Regions from separate parts of the Homo sapiens genome. Here all the other regions are linked to region 4. A link is a contact called in ENCODE Hi-C or POLR2A ChIA-PET data. All regions are on one chromosome and are shown on one strand. The core of a region is the stretch at or near the end of the contact, and the rest is flanking DNA. Distances in the headings are between cores, read along the strand shown. Region 1 overlaps FOXP1 (forkhead box P1). Region 2 overlaps FOXP1 (forkhead box P1). Region 3 overlaps FOXP1 (forkhead box P1). Region 4 has its middle 110 kb from the start of LINC00877. Region 5 overlaps LOC105377161 (a long non-coding RNA gene). Region 6 holds the start of SHQ1 (SHQ1, H/ACA ribonucleoprotein assembly factor).

Evidence for each region. A loop is a pair of places that touch in the nucleus more often than their neighbours do. ChIA-PET counts read pairs that join two places held with the same protein, here RNA polymerase II (POLR2A). Pooled maps may share reads with other maps.
Region 1: a pooled map shows a loop between it and region 4 (14-fold over the local background). The contact joins two enhancer-like sites. A Hi-C loop is called at or near these places in 4 of 37 single-sample maps with no recorded cell type and 2 of 50 pooled maps.
Region 2: a map with no recorded cell type shows a loop between it and region 4 (27-fold over the local background). The contact joins two enhancer-like sites. A Hi-C loop is called at or near these places in 12 of 37 single-sample maps with no recorded cell type and 6 of 50 pooled maps.
Region 3: a pooled map shows a loop between it and region 4 (11-fold over the local background). The contact joins two enhancer-like sites. A Hi-C loop is called at or near these places in 7 of 37 single-sample maps with no recorded cell type and 4 of 50 pooled maps.
Region 5: a pooled map shows a loop between it and region 4 (5-fold over the local background). The contact joins two enhancer-like sites. A Hi-C loop is called at or near these places in 4 of 37 single-sample maps with no recorded cell type and 9 of 50 pooled maps. POLR2A ChIA-PET finds 5 or more read pairs at or near these places in 1 of 52 experiments (H1).
Region 6: a pooled map shows a loop between it and region 4 (6-fold over the local background). The contact joins the promoter of SHQ1 here to the enhancer-like site in region 4. A Hi-C loop is called at or near these places in 6 of 37 single-sample maps with no recorded cell type and 10 of 50 pooled maps.

Annotation. Positions count from the first base shown.
Region 1 is chr3:71,009,991-71,013,831 of GRCh38, reverse strand. All of the region lies in intron 12 of FOXP1 (forkhead box P1), which reads left to right. Among named protein-coding and RNA genes, the nearest start is that of FOXP1-AS1, 280 kb to the left of the region's middle. Within about 2 kb of position 2,076, at least 8 of the 41 ENCODE cell types and tissues checked have a DNase peak (open chromatin) inside an H3K27ac peak, as active enhancers do.
Region 2 is chr3:71,085,293-71,089,717 of GRCh38, reverse strand. All of the region lies in intron 7 of FOXP1 (forkhead box P1), which reads left to right. LOC124906247 (a long non-coding RNA gene) reads right to left here. Exons shown (of 2, transcript XR_007095956.1): 2 at 1,003-4,425. Among named protein-coding and RNA genes, the nearest start is that of FOXP1-AS1, 200 kb to the left of the region's middle. RefSeq lists an enhancer at 1,775-1,874. Within about 2 kb of position 2,362, at least 7 of the 41 ENCODE cell types and tissues checked have a DNase peak (open chromatin) inside an H3K27ac peak, as active enhancers do.
Region 3 is chr3:71,389,961-71,393,951 of GRCh38, reverse strand. The region is part of intron 3 of FOXP1 (forkhead box P1); the gene reads left to right. Among named protein-coding and RNA genes, the nearest start is that of FOXP1-AS1, 100 kb to the right of the region's middle. RefSeq lists an enhancer at 1,620-1,699 and a silencer at 3,380-3,674. Within about 2 kb of position 1,476, at least 4 of the 41 ENCODE cell types and tissues checked have a DNase peak (open chromatin) inside an H3K27ac peak, as active enhancers do.
Region 4 is chr3:71,983,712-71,988,162 of GRCh38, reverse strand. No RefSeq gene overlaps it. Among named protein-coding and RNA genes, the nearest start is that of LINC00877, 110 kb to the left of the region's middle. Within about 2 kb of position 3,087, at least 2 of the 41 ENCODE cell types and tissues checked have a DNase peak (open chromatin) inside an H3K27ac peak, as active enhancers do.
Region 5 is chr3:72,627,259-72,631,116 of GRCh38, reverse strand. The region is part of intron 8 of LOC105377161 (a long non-coding RNA gene); the gene reads left to right. Among named protein-coding and RNA genes, the nearest start is that of RYBP, 180 kb to the right of the region's middle. Within about 2 kb of position 1,721, at least 4 of the 41 ENCODE cell types and tissues checked have a DNase peak (open chromatin) inside an H3K27ac peak, as active enhancers do.
Region 6 is chr3:72,846,876-72,850,931 of GRCh38, reverse strand. It overlaps SHQ1 (SHQ1, H/ACA ribonucleoprotein assembly factor), which reads left to right and starts at 2,487. Exons shown (of 11, transcript NM_018130.3): 1 at 2,487-2,734. The coding sequence starts at 2,592. RefSeq lists an enhancer at 2,169-2,268.

The sequences.
Region 1 (3,841 bases), core at 827-3,326, 970 kb after region 4:
AGGGCTCTGTTCTGTTCCCTTGGTCTATATCCCTGTTGTAGTACCAGTACCATGCTGTTTTGGTTACTGTAGCCTTGTAGTATAGTTTGAAGTCAGGTAGTGTGATGCCTCCAGCTTTGTTCTTTTTGCTTAGGATTATCTTGGCAATGTGGGCTCTTTTTTGGTTCCATATGAACTTTAAAGTAGTTCTTTCCAATTCTGTGAAGAAAGTCATTGGTAGCTTGATGGCGATGGCATTGAATCTATAAATTACCTTGGGCAATGTGGCCATTTTCACGATACTGATTCTTCCTATCCATGAGCATGGAATGTTCTTCCATTTGTTTGTATCCTCTTTTATTTCATTGAGCAGTGGTTTGTAGTTCTCCTTGAAGAGGTCCTTCACTTCCCTTGCAAGTTGGGTTCCTAGGTATTTTATTCTCTTTGAAGCAATTGCATATGCACTTTATTTTTATAAAATTGGTGACAATTACTGGCCAATTGCAGCTGGGTGATTGGACCCATTCTTTGTTATACAATTGACTTTATAAATGTAGAAAGCAGATGGCGAGGAAAGCTACCAATTTGGTTCTTAACTTTCTATATTGGTATTGACTTTTGTTCAGGTTCTTGTCCTTATAGGGAAAGTGGAGTAACAATTTCTACTGTTAAAGTATGACTAAGACCTGGGTTGGCCCATTTGAAGCTATAACACCTATAAAGCATCTCTGTAAGGAAATAATATTAATCTCATAGCTGAAGTGAAATGCTTCTATGCTATTCCTTACTTGTGTTACCTTGTCAGTTAAAAATAAAATTTAGACCAAACTGCCCTCCATTTTTGTATCATATAAATATATTCATAATATCACTGAATCATTAACCTATGAATTGAATATAATGTTACATGATATTATAGACATGTAATCAAACATATGCACATGTATACCTATAACATAGGCACATGTATAACTATAACATATGCCCATGTATACATCTGGGTGCTTGATGGTTTACAAATTGGGTGTTGGGGACCATCTCCTTCTAGCTTTTCTCTCTCATTCAAGCCCCAGGGAAACAGAGGTGAGCTGATTTATGTGCAGGTCTCCAGTTTTGTGTGGTCTTTATATTGTTAGAACAGTCTCTGTATCTATCTTTATGGACCCGATACAAATATTGTAATAAAGCCATCCTTAGAGAGATACCTTGTGTTACCTGCAAGCAGTTTTGGTGAATATAAATTTTTGGTTAATGAATGGAAGCCTGTGAATCTATTTCATAGCTTTCTTGCCTCAGGATTATACTCTGAGAGCATTATGTAGTCATTGAAAACTTAAGTACTTAAAAATATTTTAAAAGAGATGTCCAAAATTGCTTCTAGATGTGAACAATCACGATCAGCAATGCTTTATTTTAAATTAAGCAACAGCCGTTTACAATTATTATCATTCAGAGTAGTGATATTGGGTTTTGTTTTGTTTAGAAATCACTCACTATAGAATCTTAGTTTTGTTCTTTCCTGATCATTTGCCTAATCATATTTATATAATGAGAGAAAAAGAACTTGGCAGAGCCACTTTTAAATTCTGAGTTTTTTCTTCTACACCAGTGCTAGGTTTGATAAATACCTTGGTACCGATTTCTTCCATCTGTAGAATGGCTGATAAACATCTGTAAATATGATTTATTGTTATAAAGTCTCTAGAACTATAAAATTGCTATCCATAAGCTCAGGGACATATATCAGTTTCAGAGTCAGAAAGGGAAATGACAGTTTCTAGACCCATTTTAAACATTTTGTTAATGGCTAACTTATGCCTACCGTAAAAAATCCTCAAATCATAGGTTCATTTGTTATGTGAGCTGACAATTAGGTTATATTTATTAGAAGATTATCCCAAAAAGGAGAGAGAATAATTTTCGTATTAAAGAAAATAAAGATCATTAGAATTGGGGCCTAGACTCAATTCCTATAAAAGAGCCCATTTCTCTTCTAAAGATATTAGAAGTCTGGCACTTGTATAGGAAACCACCTATCAATTATTTATTGTGGTTTTGCACATGACACGACATGTTCTCAGTTCCTGTTTGCTCAGTGGAATTGGAATGCCCACTATCAACCTGCAACTGTTGCTTGGTTATTTCCTGGTACTTATTTATTGACTTATATTTGTAAGACGACTTTTGTTTGTAAGTTACAGAAACCCAACTTAAATTGGCTGAAGCGAAAAAAATAAATAAATAAATGAGGGATGATAATTGGCCCCTATTGCTAGGAAGTCCAGTGGTACAGCTGGCTTCAAGCATGGCTAGATCCTGATATTTAACCAAGGCTGTTGGAGTATTGATTGTCCATTAGCTCTGTTTTTCTATGTTGTCTTCATCTGGGGGCTCTTTCCAAGTGGAACTGAAGAGGACAGGTTTATTAATCCCACAGAGTATCTCTTTCCATGTAGCCCCAGAAAAAGCCATAGGCAGACTGTCATTGGCCCAGATTGAGTCATGTGTTCTAGCTTTGAGCCAATCACCATGATGTGCCCTGGCTTGCATTACATGCTGCCTCCAGAACAGAGGGAGATGTTCACCCCACGTGAACCACATGGGGGCTGGGGATGAGAAAGTTGCTTCAAGAATGTAAAAATGAATATTGTAAAGTAGCAAAGGAGAGCAAATGCTGAGTAAGAAGAAACTCCCCTAGATGCTTTCCTGAGTTACGCATTGACTGGTCATATGTAACAAATTCAGGATTTCAGTTTTCCTCTACAACATGATTTTAACTCTTGGAAATTCAGAGTTGTCTTCAGGTATCAGGATCTTGCCTAGTGCAGTGGAAAATAAGTTAGTCTTCTTGTAGATTCACATTTCCCACTTCTCTGTTCAGTCTAAAGGGAAATCAAATTGACTTTGATGAAACCAACTTTGTTTTCCATTGAACCGAACTGAAAGAAGCTAGCAAACTTCTGTGGTTCAAGTAAAAACCACCTGGCTTCTTTGAATGATCTCACTGGGTGGGGGGGGAGGGGGGGTTATTGTCATCAGAGAGTGATGCATCAAGTACTTTGCTCAGATTGCTGGATTCATAGATCCTGAAAGCATCTTCATTTGCTTCAGTGGACCCAAAATTCTCTAGTCTACGCTTCTCTTCAGTTGTCCCTTTCTTTTTTAGAAGGGATTTCTTATGGTTTAGGCAAATTGATAGCAGTGTTGCTTGAATTCTCCTTGGTATTCTTACTTAATAAAGGTAACATTGCTTTGACCTTGATTTAAGTGTTACTTCATAGATTATTTTCACCTATTTTCTGTTCCCTTGATTTTACACTCCCCTAGTAATAGTTTATAATTAAATAGTACTGAACCTTAAAACAGGCATAGTCCCGAAATGCTTCACATATATTAACTCATTTAATCCTCACAAACAGTTTATGCTAGTATTGTAGTAGTATTCCCAGCATAGAGTTAAGGAAACTAATGCCCAGAGAGGTTAAATGATTTACCCAAGGTCACACAGCTAATAAGAGGTGGAGTCAAGGTCCAAACCCAGGCAGTCTGGCTTCAGAAGACTTATTCTTAACTGCTGCATTATACAGCCTGGTTAGAGGCAGCACTTCTTATTGACAGTTTGCTTTCTGCTTGGCAGTGGATGTAAAGAAAGTTTTGGAGAAAGCCTGACTGGGTAGTGAGGACATTATTAATATGTTCTTTGAACTAGCCACATGTCATCTGAGCCTCAGTATCAGCACATGTGATTTGGGATGTTAACCACTTTTTACGGTTGTTAGAATTAAAAGGTACACCAGGCAAGACACAGGTGGTTTACCCCTGTAATCCCAATGCATTTGGAGGCTAAGGTGGAAGGATTTCT
Region 2 (4,425 bases), core at 1,113-3,612, 900 kb after region 4:
GATGTCTTTTTAAACTGGCTGCCTTGTGAAAATTAGAGTTCCTCTTTCTTAACTAGGACTGTGGGTAGTAGTGATCCCCATGTGGCAAGGATGGGGCAGGGAAGAGTGTTCCTGCAGGAAGAAAGTGTGTGCAAGCCAGATGACATGCAACTGCCCTCATGATCAGATTTGGATAACTCTGTTATTTACTCCAAACCTTAGTGTCTTACAGTTTAAACATTTATTCTTTTACACACTTTCTGTGAGTCAGAGATAGGGGAGTGGCTTAGCTGGGTGGTTCAGGCTCATAGCATCTCATGAGATTGCAGTCAAAATGTGAGGCTGGGGCATGATTGGGGCTAGGGGAGCCGCTTCCAAGATGGCTCGCTCACATGGCTGTCAGCAGGAGGCCTCAAGTTCTCAGGCTGTGGACCTCTCCATAGTGTGACTTCAGTGCCCTTGTGATGTGGCAGCTGGCTTTTCCCAGAGTGATCCAAGTTGTGACCTAGCCTTGGAAATCACATACCATTACTTCTGCCATATTTATTGGTCACAGAGACCGGCCCTGACATGGTGTTGGAAGGTACTATCCAAGGCATGAATACCAAATGGTGAGAATCTTTGGGGCTTGTTTCGGAGGTTGGGTGCCACTGATTCCAACCTCCTCATTAGCCCTATTTAGAATCAGAGTAAGAGCAAGTCAGTGTAATTGTTTATAAAGTGTCATATCCTTCAGCTATGTTGGATGGAAGAAAGGTCAAAATGTGACCTGAGCACTGGTGTACTCTTGGCGTAAGGTCATTGGCCAAAGTATTATTCACTTCACTAAAAGATTTGCCTGTACTAATAAGAAAGAGAGATTGACAAAAGAGATGAACTGCACTAAGGTATTTGGTGAGTTCGATTTCTTTCTCAAATTATGCAAATTTCCTCCAGCGTTTCCCCCTAAACAATGGGAAGTTGCATATTCTCAAAGCTGTAAGACCTTCAAAGATAATCTCAGAGTGATTTTAAGGCAAAATAAGTAGTTTAATATTTATATCTAACTGCATCTCTGGTGTCTCAGAAGTCTTTGACATCATTGGAATGACTTTGTTAGTACCTTTCCCATAAATAGTTAGCTAGACAGGTGAAAGTTCAAGAAAAATAATGAGATCCTTTACGCAACTCAAATAGACTGTTCATGAGATTCCCTGTTCAACAAACATCTGACAAATTATTGGGTGGTTGTGTTGACCTAGACACCTAGAGTGAGGCACCTAGAGTGAGCAGCAGAGAAAGCAGCCGGGAGATTACATTCTTATGGGACATTAAACTGGTAAGCCAAAAAAAAAAAAACAAAAAACAAAACAATGTATCACCACATGTTGTGTGACGATGAAATCTGTAAGAAAACAAAGTAGATTAAGATAAACACCGTGGTGATGACAGTCCCATGTTTGACTGGCTGGCCAGGGAAGGACTCTGAGGAAATGGTCTTTGAGTAGAGACCTTGACTGAGTGAGGGACTGAGTCTTGCGTCTATCTAGGGAAGAAAGTTTCAGGTTCGGGGAAGAGCAAGTTTAAGAGCCCCCAATCAGAAACAAGCTTGGTTGCTCTTTCGCAATTTCCAGAGACTCCATCTATTCCCCAGCATCTTGGTTCTCACCACTGCACTGCTTATGGTTGACCGTCAGCTTTGCTTTTTTGACCATAGTCTTACAGCCCTGGCTTAGCCTTCTCTGAAAACATACATTTGCACACTAAGCCAGATTCACATGGGAGGTACATTATGCCGTGGCCTAGTCTAGTGTGTATTTCCCCTTTCTCTCCCCACAAAGATTTTACAAAACTTATACATGCAAACAGGTATTTTTGTTTGTTTCACATGAGTCGCTTTTGCATAATATAACAAGCCCATGATTTCACATGTACAGTAATTCATAGAAAGTGATAGTCATCTTGCTTAGACACCTTAGTTCTCAAATCTAGCCTGCTAAATATAGTACCTTCTCAGACCCATATAAGGTGTCATAAAAAAAGAAAAAATAAAGGTCAAAGTTTCCCCACCCACAAATTTGGTTATAAAAACAGCAAAGCAGGGTTTTTCTGAACTTGAATCAGTAAATTTTTAATTTAAATAGTATCCTGTTTTGACAAAGTGCTAAACCACAGAGGTCTGAGAAAGACACTCTTAAGCCTTTGTCAATACCAGCTGGCATCTCTCAACAGGAAACCTTGGATGACTTTTGTTGTCATTTTGTGATGCACTGACAAGGAATGCGTGCCCTTATTTGTTGCATCAAGGAAATGGTCAGAGTACCTCTGATGCGGCTCGATGCCGTTTACATCAATATGTTGCATAATCCTTTGCCAGACAAAACCGGTATTTTGTTGTCGTTGTTTGATCAATTAACATTGGATTTCTGGCTTTGCTAAGTGCACCTCCAGAGCAAGACACAAAATGATGTCACATGAGTTCTGTTCTCTGACCCACCCAACAAAGAACTGAGCTAACCTGCAACCCTTTTCCTGCCTTGGTCTTTTGATCTCATCAGTTGTGCAGCTCACCTCTTCAGGGCCTGCACAGCTCTTGAATGGTGTGGACTGTCCCGAGGAAATCCAAGGTACTATAAGAGCTCTTTGTTGGAATTCAGTCCCTAGCCCTCTCTTTATCTCACTTTGTTTCATGTTGAATAGTAAGTTGCATTTTACTGTTATGGTGACTGCATTTTTCTTATGGGGCCTTCAGGGTAAACAGCCGTTAGTTTCCATCTGTGAACACACATGTAGCTTGTGTTTGGGTAGGGTGCCTGGTGCTTCCAAAGTCATTATTTTCTCTGTAATGTTTGTTCTCCATGGTTGTGCATAGATAGATTCTATGCCCCAGTGCAGGACGAAGAGGTAGCCTGTAATTCCAGCTGAATGTGTTGCAGTTGAAAGTGGGACGGGAGTGGAAGCAAGTGATGGATCAAGCAAATCGCTTTTAATTTTACATAAATTGGTTTTCTGCTTTCCTCTGGGGCAGAAGTTTGCTGCTCAGGGTCATGTTAAATGTCGCTGATGATTTGGAAGAGAGGCATTCCTGGAAAATATCCGGTGAGACAGAACTTGGGATTTCAGTCCCTGCCTCTCATTGACAGACTTGGGGAAATTAGAGATGGAGTCTCTAGCCTGGGATGGGAGCCGTTATCTCTGGACCAGCTAGAGACACTGGAGATTAGAAAAGGCAACAGCAATTTTAGATTCCCGAAGAATAAAATTATCATGACATTTATCAAATGTGCTCCCTTTCCCCCCGGTACATTGCATAATAATGATGTTTGTATATGTTGTTGTCACATAAGCAAGAACGAGAGAAGATCCCCTTTCATGGGATGCTCACAGATTTCCTTAATATGAAATTAACTAGCAGTCCTAGATAAGTAAGCTAGAACTGTAATGGGCACAGTCTGAAAGAGGGCAGAGCTTTCTTTTTGCCCCTTGGCCAAGGACAAAACATGGGCAAGGCCAGTTGTCAACATGAGACACTGGTTTCAGGTTTGCAGCTACAAAGAATACAGTTGTGATGGATTTCAATCCGATATTTGCAGTTCCAATGCTAGAATTTTCAGCCATGTCATCCTGAGTCTCTTTAGGCTTTAGAAACAAAGGATTCATGTTTGAATCGTGACCTGCCACCATGACCTTGGGCAAAATAGAAAACTTTGTTTCTTTGTCTATAAAATGGCCGTAAATGTGCGGTGGCTCACGCCTGTAATCCTAGCACTTTGGGAGGCCAAGGCGGGCAGATCACGAGGTCAAGAGATCAAGGCCATCCTGGCCAACATGGTGAAATCCTGTCTCTACTAAAAATACAAAAAATAGCTGGGTGTGGTGGCACCCGCCTGTGGTCCCAGCTACTCAGGAGGCTGAGGCAGGAGAATCGCTTGAACCCAGGAGGCGGAGGTTGCAGTGAGCCAAGATCACACCACTGCACTCCAGTCTGGCAACACAGTGAGACTCCATGTAAAAAAAAAAAAAAGGCCATAAATGATACCCACCATACAAGAACCAAATGAAAACTTGGACATAAAGCACCCAGCTAGAGACACACAGCATGTGACATACGCTTAACGAAAGGTGCTAATAATGTTATTAGAATTTCACTGGATTGTTGTTGATGATTCTAATATAATATTCCTTAATAGTAAAAAGCTGAAGCCATAGGAGCCCAGTAATCTTCACCTGGAATTTCACAGTAACAGGAAAATAAATGAAACTTTGGGATACTAAATATTAATGGGGTGAAGTAAAAAAAGCTAAGTGGGGCCTGGCGTAGTAGCTCACACCTGTGATGTGAGGCACTTTGGGAGGCCAAGGCAAGAGAATTGCTTGAGGCCAGGACTTCGGGACCAGCCTGGGTAACACAGGGAGACCCTATCTCTACAAAAAAAAATTTTTTTTTAAATTAGCTGAATGTGGTGT
Region 3 (3,991 bases), core at 227-2,726, 590 kb after region 4:
AGGCCGAGGCTGGAGGATCACTTGAGCCCAGGAGTTCAACACCAGCCTGGGCAACACAGTGAGATCCCATCTCTACAAAAAATTTAAAAAATGAAAAAGAATCAGATGGGATGAGAGAGTCCATAGGTCAGGTTCTCCAAGAGTAGTTTTCAGGAGCCATGTAAGTGGCCCTAGAGATTCTGAACTTTAAAATGTTAAAACTGCTTTGATTTCACAGACACCCTTTCAAAAGATTATCTCAGATTACTGGAAGACTTTCTTGTTAAGTTTAGAGAATTTTGCATTTTGCTTAGAAATCATTTTCAAGTTTTATTAGAACATTTACTAGCAATGGTGCTAATTATTTTAAATATGACCCTGGAAATGGGCTATGTCAGCTTGAAAAGACTATTTTTAACGGAATTTGGTTTTAAAGGCAGGTTTTATAGACATTATAGTAATACCGTTGTTATCTAATTAGCATCCACTGCGTAAATGTACATGATATTAGAGAGGCAAGTATACATAAAATTATAAATTGTGACATTTTATGAGTTTTTTTTTTATTATGAGTCTTCTATAGTCATCATTACTTAACAGTGTGAAATGTGGTCTTAGACATTACATCATGTAAAGACCAGGAGACAAAAAAAAACTGAGGATCAATTTTTGATTATAATAAAGTTTTAGTATGAGGCATTTCTGAATATGTGTCATGAATATGAGTCATGATTTTCACACCAAACCTGACCTATTATGATTATGCTTCAACTTCATGGGGTTTTCAGTATTTAAATTCTAAACCCAATTCTAAGGTTTCAAAATGATTCACATTCAAACCTACTTTTATGTTTTATAATTAAATAAGAAAATATTGCTTATACCTACATTTTTATTATTCTTGGGCATATTATAATTATTTCTTTAATTTCACCAATAAAATAGCCCATTTCTTCATTAGTAAATTATCAGGCTATCTCAATAAAAAAATTAGTTTGAATGTGGCTTGCCATCTCAAAGAGTCATTTCAGTTTGGAATTTTCTCACTTTTTTCATTTGTTCTTTTTGTAAAATGTGAAGATACTTTCTAGGTAAATTAATCCCTTCCAAACGGTAAAATAACTTTCTTCTTGGAAAGAGTTATTACAGTCTTATTCTTTACAATCTTAAATACCACTTAGGTTAGCGTGAACAATACATGAAAAAAATTACACTAGTTAAAAAAAGAATGATTGCGACCTAGGCCAAGTGCATTGCAATTATATGTTCATGGAAAAGTGAGCTTTCTACTGGGAAGAGCACGATATAGATGCCCATGAAATTTCCAAAGTTTAAGTATTTTTGTAAATTAGGTTGTTCCTAGTTAAACAGGTGGCTTTAAAGGCTGGTTTCACTGTTGTTTTAATCATAGTTTAGTTACCATGGAGAAATATGCAAGTTAGCATTTATACACAGAAGTGAAATTTATGCTGCATAGATAATAGCCTAAATTTAGCTTGACTTAAGTTTACCACTTCCTTTTTTTTAAACAAAAAGAATAGTAATATATCACATATATCCATTAACAAGTTAATTTCTTTAAACGCGACTGTTATATTTTTAGAGAATTTCTTTTCTTAAGCCTCAGACACCTCTGTCACTGTGACCTCTTCCAGTGCTGAGTATAATGTAACATATTACATCAGATTTGCTCTAATTGTTTCACCCTTAGGTTTAATAAAACACTTTGCTGAGTTTAAAATCAGTTATGTGGTGAAAAAGTAATGTTTGGACACATTGCATCTAGTTGAGTTTTATAAAGGACTATTATTTTCTACTGAAAATCTTTAGGAAATGTGCCATGCTGATAGGACCAATCTGATATCATAACCCAACGATAATTTTGATTAGATATGTTTTCTAAAGAAAATTCAGAGACAGGTCTATTTCTAATGAACTGTTTTGATCTTAATGCCTTCTTCACTGAGTAATAGATTTTTCACTCTGAATTAAGATGTTCGTCTGTGTGGAATCCAGCATCCGTGAGCTGTCTTTCCTGCTTTACCCTGTACCCCTGAACGAAGGCTAAGTTTTCAAGGACAAATGTAGTAAAAGTGTCCTGATCCAACATGAGGTCCCCCAGCACAGAGAGAGAGCAGCAGATCCCTTTCAACACCAGCTGTTCTCACAGATATAGATTGCTGCAGTGAAATTTTCTTAATATAATTCAGGAAGCTCTAGAGAATTCTCCAAAACAACTGTGCCAACAAGGAAAATGTTGAATTTTTCATCAGCTGCCCAATGCTGAGAGTTAGTGGGCAATCCGTTCATTCATGACCAGATGTTCAGTGTAGTAACGCTCCGCAGTTAACTTGAACCTTGTGGCCTGTTTACCATTGGCTGCAAGGACATTGGCAGCAACCTGGCATTGGAGAATTGAGGCCCGCACAAGCGAAAGACCGAAGTGTGTGTCTGTGGCTTCCTGGTTTTCACCAGCGACCAGACAAGGTAGGGAATGATGAAAGAAAGGAAAGACATCACATCAATCATTTTGGAGGTGGGAGAATTTGCTATATGATTGTGTCTTGGGGGAACAGTAGGCAAATTCTTAAACTCATTTTTATTTGGAAAGAAAGGCAGTCTTTGTTTATTTAGTTAGGCAGATTTTTCAACCTATGTCTAAACCATGAAACTTTTTGTAGTGGGGGCAAGTAGGCATGGGTGGTTAAGACAGTAAGAAAAAGATTTCTAAATTTAAACTGGAGGAAGTCAATAAAATTGACTCTTAATATTGAAACCTGACAAAGTCCAATCTAGAATTGGAAATATGTGATATTTTTGTTTTAGGTGAGTGTTATTATTACAAGTGGAGAATACTTAGATCTTCCATTCATACAGATTCATCATTTCCTTCATATACATGTTTGGAGGCCATGACATTTTTGTGAGCTCTTTGAAGTAATGATGTTCAGCGGGAGGGGGAACTTAGATGGAGCAGGAGTTTTTGAACAAACAATTTGATTTTTTACTTTGAAAAGGATTTTGCCTGCAAATAATTAACAGTGTTTAATTCTGGATTTGCAACAGGCCAGGCCTGGGGAGGGCAGAGTTTGATAACGTGAGGCTTGTCTCAGATGGGGGGCTCATCTCTTCCTGACTACACGGCACTGCACAAGAATTTGAACTGTTTATTTCAAAGCAGCATGCACAAAGGAACTTTTAAAATCTTTCTTATTTAACCGTTTTTAACTTGGGCCACGTCTGCAAGAAGTTGCCATGTCTGCAAGAAGTTGGCCTTTGTTTACTTGAAACTGGAACAGAATGTCATCATGGAATAAACCTTTCGCTTTTTGGAGACTTGGATTGTTTTTCTCTTCCTATAGAATTCTTGACTGCCCCCCCCAACCCCCCTCCCCACCACACACACACACATCCTTACTGACGCCCATCCATGAGGCACAACTGTAACTTGCAGGACCTTTTAAGCAGAAGCCTTGCAGTAAGGATATTTGCTTTGGCAGAGCTTTCTGCCTTTGGTTTACAAAGTTGCAGTGAACACTTCCTTTGCATTTCCTGCTTACAGAGAAGGTGGGTTGCATGTCGCACTGAGATATGGAAATTCCTCATGACTCCATTTCAAGCCTGAACCTCTTGGCCCTTAGAATCCCACTGCTGAAGTATGTGTTTCTTTTGTCTGGGTGATTTTTTCTTTTTCTGAAAAGTCCCTTGGCTTGTTGACTTAGAAAGAGGAGGTTTTGAGTTACAGCAGGTCCTGACTTAGGGCTGCTGGGATGCAAGGTGAAGGCATTGCGTTGTTTTCCTGGATGCTAACTTGCTGATAGAAAAGTGAGAACCAGTTTACAGTAGCTCTGACACTACTGTTACCTTTCTGCAGTCCTCTCCAGCTGCTCCGAGCCCTTCGATGCCTTCGCCATGCACACAGTTTGTTCTTGGGTGTGAAAGCAAATAGTATTTGAGTTGGCAGCGACTTCTCTTTCAGTGGAGTTTGCTGCCTCGGCAAGAAACCGCAGCC
Region 4 (4,451 bases), core at 1,838-4,337:
TGAGAAAGAATATTGGGGACTGGACAGGGCAGGAATCAAGGCAGTTGCAGTAGGTCAATCAACAGGAAGAACCACAATGAATTTTAACAGGAAGCATCTGCCTAGGATGCCACCACTACCACCGCCAGGAAGAAATTAACCACCCTGCGGCTTTGCCTCACTCCCTGCAGATTTAGAGTCCAATTAGCTCAGCCCAGTCAGATGTGTATATATCCTGCCTGCCAGGGGAGCACAGGGAACTGTTGTGAGAGGCAAGGAACCGCGTTCCAACAATTACTACACACATGAGGCAGGAGGGGGTGGATTCTGCTTGTAATTCCGCTTGGAGAAGCAGGAGGCCACAGTCATTAAAGGTACTAGCTCTGGGATCAGATAGCCTGGATTTGAAGTCAAGCTTGGCCATTTTCTTGCTTAATGTACCTGGATAAGTCACTTTAACTCTCTGCTTTTCAGTTTCCTTGCCTATGAAATGAAGCAAAAACAATCCTTACCTTAAATTATCATTATGGGCTGGGTGCAGTAGCTCACTCCTGTAATCCCTGCACTTTGAGAGGCAGAAGTGGGAGGACTGCTTGAGGCCAGAAGGTTGAGGTTACAGTGAGCTACAGTCACGCCACTGCACCCTAGCCTGGGCAACGGAGCGAGACCCAGTTTCTAAAAGAACCCAAAAAGCTTCGTTATAAGAAGAAAAAAATTAATTTAATTAAAACATTTAAAGCATCATTATGAAGATTAAGGGTTAAAGCCCTGAAAACGTTGTTAGGGCCAAAAATTGTTAGCAACTTGTATTAGTTTCCCGTGGCTGCTGTAACAGATACCACAAAAACTGGCTCGGTTAGGAAAACAGAAATGTACTCTGTCACTGTCTGGAAGCTAGAAATTTAAAGTCAAGGTGTCAGCAGGACTGCACTCCCTCTGGAGGCTGTAGCAGGGATTCTGTTCCCTGCTGCTTCCAGCTTCTGGTGGAGCCTGGCATTGCTTAGTTTGTGGCCACATCACTCCAATCTCGGCCTCTGCCTTCATGTGGACTTTTCCTCCTCTGTCTTCTTATCTTCTGTCTCTTATATGAACACGTGCATTCCACTGAAGACTTATCCAGATGATCCAAGATGATCTCATCTTGAGAGCCTTGCTTAATTGCACCTGCCAAGACCCTTTCTCCAAATAAGGTCACATTCACAGGTACTAGGTGGACATATTTTTAGGGGGCCATCATTCAACCAACTACACAGCTCTCTGCTTTCATGCCCACATCGAAAAAGGAGTTGAATGCTGGATAATGGAGGCAGTCGACCCTTTATTTATGTTCTTTTGATAATCCTTGAGGGAATTAGGAGTTGGCGGTGGGGTGATTTGCATGGCCTGAGTCAGGCACATGACTCTGTATCATCAACACCGTTTTGATCAGAGGTCAGAAGCATGTTTTAGTGCTCAAGTAAGAAAGACTCTAGTGGGCCAAATGTGGAGAAATGACAGATCGCTCTCAAAACATACTGCTTCCTACCTTAAGACCGTAGCTGTCACTTCCTATCTTAAGACCCAAGCAGCTGGGTGATGGAAGGTTTTTCATCCATAGCTAAGACAACTGAAGGACCTGAGGTTCTAACTTCTGAGATATTCTCAGTGGTAAAACATTAGCACCTCTCACGTGGCAATAAACTTTACTGTTGTGCAAAGCCAGCCCAGTGTGCTGGGCAGATATGATTCCCCTAAGGAATCAGAGGAAAGGCCTAAGGCCCAGATTTTGTTCTGTTTGTACCCTCCTGGGTGGTGGCACAAGGGAGAGAATCTGAGGTCTTTCAGTCAAAACATCAGGGGTCGACTAGGCATGGTGGCTCACACCTGTAATTCCAGCACTTTGGGAGGCTGAGGTGGGAGGATCACCTTAGGTCGAGAGTTTGAGATCAGTCTGGACAACATGGTAAAACCCTGTCTCTACTAAAAATACAAAAACTAGCCAGGTGTGGTGGTGCACACCTGTAAACTCAGCTACGTGGGAGGCTGAGGCAGGAGAATTACTTGAACCAGGGAGGCAGATGTTGCAGTAAGCTGAGATAGCACCACTGCACTCCAGCCTGGGTGACAGAGTGAAACCCTGTCTCAAAAAAAAAAAAAAAAAAAAAAAGTGAGGGGTCATCAGGTGCAGCTGCCTTCACTTTGTACCATCAGGCCCATTCTATCTTTGATACATGATACCACGCAGTTCTACCTTCAGGAGACAGTCTTTGTTATTTCTCTACTTCTCTGTGCATGCGTGTGTGTGTGTGTGTGTGTGTGTGTGTGTGTGTGTGTGTGTGTGTTTTCTCCATAAGAATATGTAAGTTCTTCCAGAATAAGGAACCCTACCTCCCACCGAGTCTATCTTCCACCCCACCCGCCCCCGAGCAGCAGACTCTGAGACAGGAGTTTCAGTACACACTGTTGATTTGGAAAGTGATCCCACTAGGGGAGTTGGGAAATGAGACAGGGAAGAGAAGGAAGCCAATTTTGTGTGTTGCTGAGTGGGTTTTCACTGCAGACAACTGGGAACCTTCAGAAGACTGTGCAGAACCTACCAGGGTTAAGGCCCGCAAGGGGCAAGGAAGCTGATGCTTACCCTCCAATGCTCATTCATCATCAGCTGGGGCTGCTCTTGGGAGTATCAACTCCTGAGCACTTGCAGCCCAACATGTGTGCAGAGGAGAAAACCCTCAGGCAGAGATCACAGAGGACTTCGTAGGCGTGTAAGGAAGTCAGGGCCAACAGGATATGGGGGAAGCACAAGGCTTATGATTGTGGGCTTTGCAGTTAGAAAGTCCTGGATCCGAATTTTGGTTCAGCCAGTTGTGAGATTCTGGCAAGTTCCTTTTCTCTCTGAAGCTCATTTGCCTCCTTTGTAAATTAGAGATAATAATAGTCTACCTCACAAGGTTTTGATTCAAAATGAAACACTTACATGAAACGTTCGGTACATGCCTGGTGTGTGGGAAGCACCTGTGACCGTAACTGCCTTGTGCCATTTTAAGATTAGCACAGGACCAGCGCTGATAGCTATTGCTTGAATTGACTTTGAAATCTCAGTGAATGCTGGCACACTGCATTATGTTGTGTACACATTTTCATATCATGATTTTGACAGATTTGCACATGCTTTTGTTCTTTCTTTTTTTTTTTTTTTTTTTTTGGTAGCTCATTGTGGTTTTAACTTGAGTCTCCCTAATAACTAATGATGTCAAAACTGTTCTCATGTGCTTATTTGCCACATGTATTTTTTTTTTTTTTTTTTTGAGACAGAACCTTGCTCTGTTGCTTAGGCTGGAGTGCAGTAGCACCATCTCGGCTCACCGTAACCTCTGCATCCCGGGTTCAAGCAGTTCTTGTCTCAGCCTCCCAAGTAGCTGGGATTATAGGCACCCACCACCAGGCCCAGCTAATTTTTGTATTTTTAGTAGAGATGGGGTTTCACCATGTTGGCCAGGCTGGTCTTGAACTCCTGACAAGTGATCCACCCACCTCGGCCTCCCAAAGTGCTGAGATTACAGGCGTGAGCCACCGCGCCCACTGCCACCTGCTTTTGATACATCCTGGAACGTAAAGTATCTATTGGGTGTCAGATTGTAACTATGCGCCTGGGTGCACAGCCCCTTGCCTTTCTGGGTTTTGGTCCACAGAAAGCTAAGATATAAAGAGGGGAGGTATTCAGCTATTCAGAGGGGTTGAGAGACCAAGGAGAAGAAACGAGAGGGAGATGGTAGAGGAGACCCTCCCTTGAGGCTGCCCATCATTGTAGACAGATGGTTACTAAGGAGGAAGAGCCTGCATCATCTGGCGGCTGCTACAGGTGTGTCTGGCAGCTAAAAGTCAGACAGCTCAGGAAAAGGACTGTACCTTCCCATACTTCTAAATGTCAAGAGCAAGAGAGGGGCTCCCTGTGAAAGCCTTCTTAAAACAGAGCTAGCCTCAAGCATGATCCGGATATTAATCCTAACTTAATCTTGCATCACGTAAGGATTCTACTGAGCATAAAGGTCTTCAAACATAATATTCTTTGAATCCCAGTCTCCTCTGGGCATCACAGTGCTAGTTGTCTCAGCCTAGATTCTCTAGAAAACAGAGCTGGAGGCAAATGATTATACACTAATATTTTATTGGGAAGTGCAGTCCCAGGGATGATAGAGTGAGGGGAAACAGGAATGAGGTCAGGAATGAATGACAGCAAATATAAGAAGGTGCATGCCAAGTTGGCATGGAAAGCGATCGATTGCTCCAATTTGTCACTGTCCTCCGACAGGTTGTACACACATCTTAGGACAGTGTGCGCTCATTGGGAGGACAGTATCAGAGTTTATCCTTTCCAATAAGTTCTCCCAATTTATCATTTGACCAGCTTCTGTCCCTCACTGATCAAAGTGTTAACCACCCTGCTCACTTCCAGGTCACACATGTTGGGGTCTAGGCCACCTGGTGTCTCA
Region 5 (3,858 bases), core at 472-2,971, 640 kb before region 4:
CAACCACGAGTCCCAGGAGTCTCTCTCTGTGAAAAATAGCATGTGTGGCCCCCCATGAAACCTTTTTTTTTTTTCCTGGTAGATTTTCTGAATATCCTTTTTTTCTGACTGGCCTATAAAATGCATTGAGAAATTATGCTAATGCTAGTATCTCTCCAACCAAGTCCTACTGAGGATTGAATCTATTTTTCAAAGACAAAACTGAGTTTTAATTTAGTGCCCCCTTGACATTTTCCCTTTCAAGCACATGAAGGATGCTTCTGCAGAGGGAGAGGTCTTGGGAAATCTTTCACGGATGGCTACGCTTCACGCCTGGGTGGAGTAACCCTCAGCACGCCAGCTTTCAATTAGAAGTAAATAAATGGAGACAGCTTTGCGGTGTGCCCGATACTCTGAAAGATCAACCCCCGGCCTCGGGGCTGCCTTTCTCCCACTGCAGCTAAAAATGTTCATTTACATTTTTTTGGTGTTTTCTGAGCAGCTTTAATGTGCCAGGTTTAACCTTTAAGGCCCTCTCCCCTTCTTCCTTCTGCTTCTCCCCCAACCCCTGGCTTTGAGGATGCCACAAGCCTTGAAGCACTTGCAGGAAACAGCTGCACACAAGTGGATTTCCAACTGAATTCTTTAGATGGAAGTTTGGCTCTTGTAGGATCATGTAAAGGAGTCTTTCATTTCCCCTCTGTGATTGTCATTCTGTTTGGAATAAGGGCAGCTGGGGATGCCTCTCCTTTGCCCATTACATCCTAAGGCAGAGGTGGATTTGGGGGCCTTGGGTTAGGATTGGGGATAGGGGATGTCTGGGGAGGGACTCCTTGCTGTGCCATTCCTCCACATTTGGAGACCGGAGGGGAAGACCTTGGTGTCATTTTGAGATTCTTCTATTAGGGAACTATATCCATTAGTTATTGCTGCAAAGCAAATGACTCCAAAACTTGATAGCTTAAAACATCATTTACTCACCTTTAGCTCACAATTGTGTAGGTCAGCAATTTGGCCAGCCTCAGCCAGGCAGTCCTTTGGGTCTGTACTGGGCTGGTCTGGTCTCAGATGGGCATGATCAGCTGCCAGGTTGGCTTGCGACGGTCTCAGCTGAGATGACTGGGGCTGTCGCCATCCAGCAGGCCATCCTGCTCTCGCACAATGAGAGCTGGGCTGAGATGACTGAGGTTGTCACCGTCCAGCAGGCCAACCTGGGCTTGCTCACTTGGTGGTGGAAGGGTTCCAAGAGCAAGCACAGAAGAGCATGAAGTCTCTTGAGGCGTCAACTGAGAACTGGCGCCATGTCACTTTTGCTGCATTCTGTCAAAGCAAGTCACAAGGCCCACCCCAGTTCTGGGAGTAGAGAAAATAGCTCTGCCTCTTGATGGGAGAAGCTGCAATGCATTTTGGCAATTTTTGCAATCAACAACAAGGAGTGATTTTCCAGATCTGCTTCTCAAGGCCTAGGGCTTCCATGGAAAAGCCACAGGGGCCACTGTAGGTTCAAGATTAAAGTTTGGGCTATCCTCTCGCACCTTTAACCCGAGGAACTCACTTTTATCTGCAGAATATATTGGACTTCCAAGTAAGATCTCACTTGAACAAAGGTTGCCATGGTTAAAAGACATTGAATACCAATTAGTTAGAAGTAATTGTCAGGCTCTCCCTACCTGCTTCTGACCTCTGTGACTCATAGAATTGCACTTCCTGTTTTCTGATAAAAGAGAACTAGTGCCAAGAAGTAGGAAGATTCTGGCCTTGCTCATTCACTCATCAGTCTCTGTATCTCCAATCCTCATACAATCTCAGTGTTCTAGGCTGCAAAAAGAAGTGGAAGACAGTAATGCATAGAAGAGTTCAAACTAAAGCCAGGCTTTCAGGGTTCAGATCTCAACTTCCTCCGTTGCAGTGTGGTCATAGGAAGGTTACTTAACCTCTCTAAGCCACAGCTTCTGCATCTATAAAATGGGGTGAGAATATCTATTGCATGGATTAAAAAAAGATAATTTGTACAGCATAAAAATTACTCAAATCATGTTTACTATTTTTATGATGTAGTCTTCAAGTTCCCTTAACATTCTAACAGATTATATTCCCTATGAAATTATGGTGGGCAGTGCCAATTTCCAGTTGCTAGGTGTTCTGGTTTGGGATTTTTTTTAGGAAGGCATTCAGCAAAACAAGCCTCTGCTCACTGGCCTGCCACCAAATGGTAAAATTCAGCTGTTTGAGATTCATACCTTTGGCTGAGTACATTAAGGTGTTCTTATTCGTTAATACGTAGTTTGATTAGATCATTTTCTCCATGAATATTAAGCTGAACCCTAGGCAATGAGCAATGTGAACTTTGATGGAATGTTTTTCAGAGGAAGGGAAGATGATGTATGGGTGAACAGGAGAGAAGATAAGTTTGGGCTGGCCATAGCAGAGTTAGCGGGTGGGGAGCAAGGAGGTTGGTGCCTGAATGAAGGAGGGGACCCCTTACGCTTCCAGGAGAAGTGCCAAGAGGCACTTGGCATACTTTCCTGCTGTGCCTGGAGCTGAGAGTCTTCGTACCTGGTGCACAAGAAAGGAAAATGTATCCTCCAGCTTTGCCCATCATGATTCTGAAATGCTTTCAGGCACCCCAGGCTGTGCGGGAATATTTAAAGCCACCATGATTACCATTTGCCATCTGACAGGAAGCAACTCTGTGCCCCTGTATGAGAGAAGAGCAGTTATTTTCTAAGGTCCCCTGGGGCACGTTTTGGTGTCTCGGGGAGGAGAATCTGCACCCTCACCCCGCCTTCCTTTGGCAATGAGCAGGTCATCCATCAAGTTGGTCCTGCCCAACAGGATCTTCCAGATCTCTCAGCAGAGGCCTCCACTCCACTAGGTCTAGGCAAACAGGCTCCAGCTTGCTAAGGCCGCGGGCCTGATGGGAAGGGCAGGGCCAAATGGCCCCAGCCTGACTTTTCAGATGCTGCACGCAGACTGGGGTGCACTGAGGAGCAGTGCCTCATCTTGGGATGACAAGATGTGGCCAGGGGGTGTGTGCCTGGATTCCACAGGCATCAGCAAACACCTGGCTTCCTTTGGTATCAGGCAGAGGTGCATCTGGCTCTCAGCCAGCTGTCTATGTGGAAATATTCCACCCCTCTTTTAAAATTGCATTTTCATATCAAAGACAAGCTAGGGAACCAAGAGGCCCTTATTGGAGGGGAGCATTGTTTTTCAGGATTTGCCTTAGCATTTTTTTTACCTAGCAAATTCTCCTAAAATATTTTAGAGTTGTACTTTTTTGGTTTTGTTTTTTGGAATGTCTATCATTTTTATCAAACAAGTCATCTGTGGGTGCTCACTATGGAGAAATCTGAGGAAGAACAGATAAGTAAAAGTTTTGTTTACAGTGAAAAATTGCTTATAAATAATTTTTATTAAATTATCTATTTTTGTTTTTTCATCATTTTCTGTTGAGAGCATATCCTATCATTTGTTTACAGAATTCCCTGTGTTTAGGAATTTAGGGGTCTTTACAGGCTCCCTGCCCCTGCAAAAATCCCCGTGAGATGAAGCCCCAGTTGCTGGCAGTGGTAGTGGGGTGGTAACTCACTCTTCTCACTCTTTATTAACTGCCTGCTCTTGCCTGTCTCATTTCTCCACTTCCTTACTCATTTCTGTTTCACCTCCCAAATAAACCACCTGCACTGAGATCCTGGTCTCAAGGGCTGCTTCTCAGGAAACCCAAACCAATGCAGCTATCTACTGTTTTTGAGTATACAGTCACGTGCCACACAACGACTTTTCAGTCAATGATAGACTGCATATACGATGGTGGTCTCCTAAGATTATAATAGAGCTGAAAAATTTCTATCACCTAGTGACATCTTGATGGTCCTG
Region 6 (4,056 bases), core at 1,238-3,737, 860 kb before region 4:
GAGAATGTGCCCATATAAAGTGGGTCTAAACACAAAGCAACAGGGTCCATAGAAATGGATGTAGAAATAGAAAAGGGTCTGAAGTGATAGCTAGGACTGCCTTTGAGGAAGCAGGAGAAAGAACCAAAGTTGCATGGCAGCCAAAAGGAACTTTATGTTCTTAAGTGAGAATGAATCTATAACTTATATTTACCACTAATAGAAATGCAAAAATAAGAGAACTATTGCCTGCAAGAAAACAAAAACCAACAGAAACCCAAAACAACAAAACCTTGTTATATACTTGAAACTATCCGTATTTTGTGATTTAGCAGATGCAGTATATATTTCTTATAATGACGGCAGCACTGAACCATGTTGTCTGTTTTCCTGTGTTGCAGTCCTGTGTGTGTGTGTGTTGCCAGACACATAATAAAGTACCCAGGAAATGCACAGCTCTAGTTTGCAAAGTGCTTTCAATTAGAATTTCCTCATGGATAGCATAGCTTGTTTCAGTTGATTCTCTGGCATTAATAATTTAAAAATATTAATGCTTGTGACCTACAGGAATGAGGTCCCATGGCAGATGTAAAGATTATTTCTTTTTTTTTTTTTTGAGATGGAGTTTCACTCTTGTCACCCAGGCTGGAGTGAAATGGCACAATCTCGGCTTACTGCAACTTCCGCCTCCTGGGTTCAAGGGATTCTCCTGCCTCAGCCTCCTGAGTAGCTGGGATTATAGGCACACACCACCATGCCTGGCTAATTTTTGTATTTTTAGTAGAGACGGAGTTTCACCATCTTGGCCAGGCTAGTCTCGAACTCCTGACCTCAGGTGATCCACCCCCTCGGCCTCCCAAAGTGGTGGGATTACAGGTGTGAGCCACCGCTCCCGGCCAAGATTCTTTGTAAAGAAGCTAATTTGGAATAGTTTAGTCACAGGCCTATCTCAAGGGACCTTTTGAGAGCTTTATTAAATCAAAGTTGGCATCAATTCATTGTCAATATTGAGTGCCTATTACTTGTAAGGCTCAGTATGGTCTAAAGCAGGCAGGCTTGGCTTTAGAATGTGAAACAAAGTAGGTGGTAATAACAGAGGGAGTCAACTCTGTAATAGTGTAGAGCCTGGGCCTAGGAATCAGACTCACCTGGGTTTCAATTCCCATTGCACCACTTACTAGCTGTGAGATCCTGTGCAAGCCAAGGGAATATATAATGCCTACTTCATAGAGCGGTCAGGAGGGAGAATGAGATCATTACAAAGGGTTTGCTGCAGTGCTGGCACATAGTAAATATTCAGTTAATGTTAGCCCCTGTTACTATTAATTTTTTTTCTGAGTCCTAATGAAGTTTCAAGAATGTCTCCTTAGAATCATAAAACAGCTGGAGATTGAAAAGACTTTTGAAGTTTTCTGGTTATCTCCACTGTCCTAGGAGAGTACTTTTCATCCCTTTTCCACTGATACTTAAAACCACGGAATAAATACCACAACTGGATTATTCTAATTAGTGGTGGAATAACAGGAAACAACATGTGTGGAAAGGCCAAGGGAATATGTGGGGGAAGAGGGAAACCAGCGGGAGAGGCACTGAGAGAGTGTAAGGGGCACACTCCAAAGGGAGAAAATACAAGGAAGACAAGTAGAAAAAAAGACAGAAAAGATGTCCTCAGACAAGTGTAAGGACAAGAGTGAGAAAAAGGAAAGAAGGGGAATACAGAGGGACCTTAATTTGTGAATGCAGTCACCGACACGGTTTAAGAGTCAAACGTTCTGAGTTCTAATTACTGTAAAATGCATGGTTATAAAACGTACTGATTAACCTCTCTGAGCCGTTTTCTTTAGAGTTTGCAGCGTAGATTAGATGAGATTAGCGGGACGGACGCTCTGTTAAAGAGAAAACTCTTCAAATAAGCCGTTAAGAATGAGAGAGAAAGCTGCAGAAAAAGAGAAGTGGAAAGAGAGAGGGAGGAAAGGGAAAGTGTAAGAGGAATTGTTCACAAGGCAGGTGAGAACTAAGGGAAACCACTGTAACGGTGCTGCTGTGGCTACTGCGGTGACTACTTCAGCACATCAAGCGTTGACAACTTGCCAAGTTCGTTATTAGAGTTCTACATGCACAATTTCATGCTACCCTCACAGCATTTCTATGGGGCTAGGTTCTCGCATTATCCGCGTTTTACAGAAGATATAGAGAGGTTTTGTAACTTTCCCAAGGTCTTACAGCTGAGAAGTTGTGGCCAGGAAGGGATTCAAACGCACGTCTGTTTACCTGTCAAGCCAGTGCTGTTAAAATCATCTCTAAGAACCTCGAAAAAGGCTCGGTTGCTAGTCATCCCGCCGGTTCAACGCCGGCTCCCAGGCACCACTCGCCACGCCCTTTCTCCGCCCGGGGGTTTTGAAAGTTCCGCCTCTTCTCGAACGGCGTCCCGTCTCCATGGAGATTGGCGTGGGGAGAGACTTCCTGCCTTACGCGCGAGCACTTCCGCCTCGAGCCGGAAGCTCCGTCCCTCACACCGAGAGTTCCTGCGCGTGGGGAGTTGGAGAGTTTGCGTGGCGGGAACGCGGCGGCAGTGAGAGCGAGCGGCGCCGGCCCTTGCGTCCGGTGCGGCGATGCTGACCCCGGCGTTCGACCTCAGCCAGGATCCGGACTTCCTGACTATCGCCATCCGCGTGCCCTACGCCCGGGTCTCCGAGTTCGACGTCTACTTCGAGGGGTCTGACTTCAAGTTCTACGCCAAGCCATACTTTCTCAGGCGAGTTCGGGGTGCCTGGCCGCAGGAAAGGCGCATTCGTTAGATAGCTGCTTTAGAGGGAGAATGCAAGGTCGAGAGAGCAGTGCTCGATTGCGCGAATGCCTTTTCCCGACGTTTCCGCAGCTTCTCTTGGTGCCAGGGAACTGCCCTCTTCCAGGGGTGCGTTTTAGATGCTGCGGAAGCCCTTTTCCTTCTTGAGCTTTCTTAAATCCCATATCAAAGGATTGCGGAATCACTTGAAAAAGTGACGTTTGGACCGTGTCACTTTCCCGTTTCTGCCCTGTCGCCCTAGTTCTCGTCCCGTTCTGACTTGTTCTGTTCTTTCCTTTCACTCCGCGTTTGCTCTCCCAGTCTCTCCCTTCCTGGGAACGGCGCGCGCTGACATCTCCGTGACTTCCCAACCCGTCGGTCCTTTTAACTTTGCCCAGGCCGCCTTCTGTTGATCTATCTCTTGTCTGTCCGCTCCCTACTTACCGAAATTCTTACCTTTTTTGGACCTCTTGACACCAAATTAGCCTAGTTCTCCTGCTTCCCTGCTGTCTGCTGCTCTTCTGTTTGGTTTTGTCCCTGAAGTGTGGTTGTTTCCCCCAAGTCTCCGTGAGGGTCTGTCAGCACTTGATCTGTTTAAATTATTCTCCTTGCAGAATCGTAACCTTGGTAGCAGCTAACACTGATAACTCGTAGTGTGGTGGACAAGCAGTTCCGTTAAGTGCTTTATGATGGTGTATCTCATTTAACTTTGACGGTGATCCTTAGGGATAAGCACTGCTATTAACCCCATTCCACAGAACCCGCTGCTACATATTCATCCTAAAGTATTGCCAATCTCTTGTCCTTCTCTTTATCCATCCTCCTAATCTTTCTGAAGTGTAGCTGCATCCTACTTTTCCCACCCAAGTACTTTTGTGGTACAAACCTTCTCCACCAGTCAAGGTGGTTTTTTCACTGTTGCTGAACCAGTTTTGCTCAGATTTCCCTTAGACCATATAACGTCCGTATTTGAATTATTGCACTTTCCAGTTTTTTAATTCACTTATTTCTTTAATTTATTTATTGAGTTTCAGTGTTGGTATTATTGTGCTGAACAAGACAAAGTCCTGCCCTCATGTACTTTTCACTGGGGAGAGGAAAACAATAAACAGTGTACTTAATTGTGGTGAGTGCTATGAGGAGAAAGAAGTGCACTAATAGAGAATGAAAAAGGGCCCATGTTTTATAAAGTGGTCAGGAAAAGCCTTTCTGGGGAGGCGATATTTAAGCCAAGATGTGAAGAATAGGAAGAAGATTATGGTGGTAGCAAATATTTATTGAATTTTTACTCC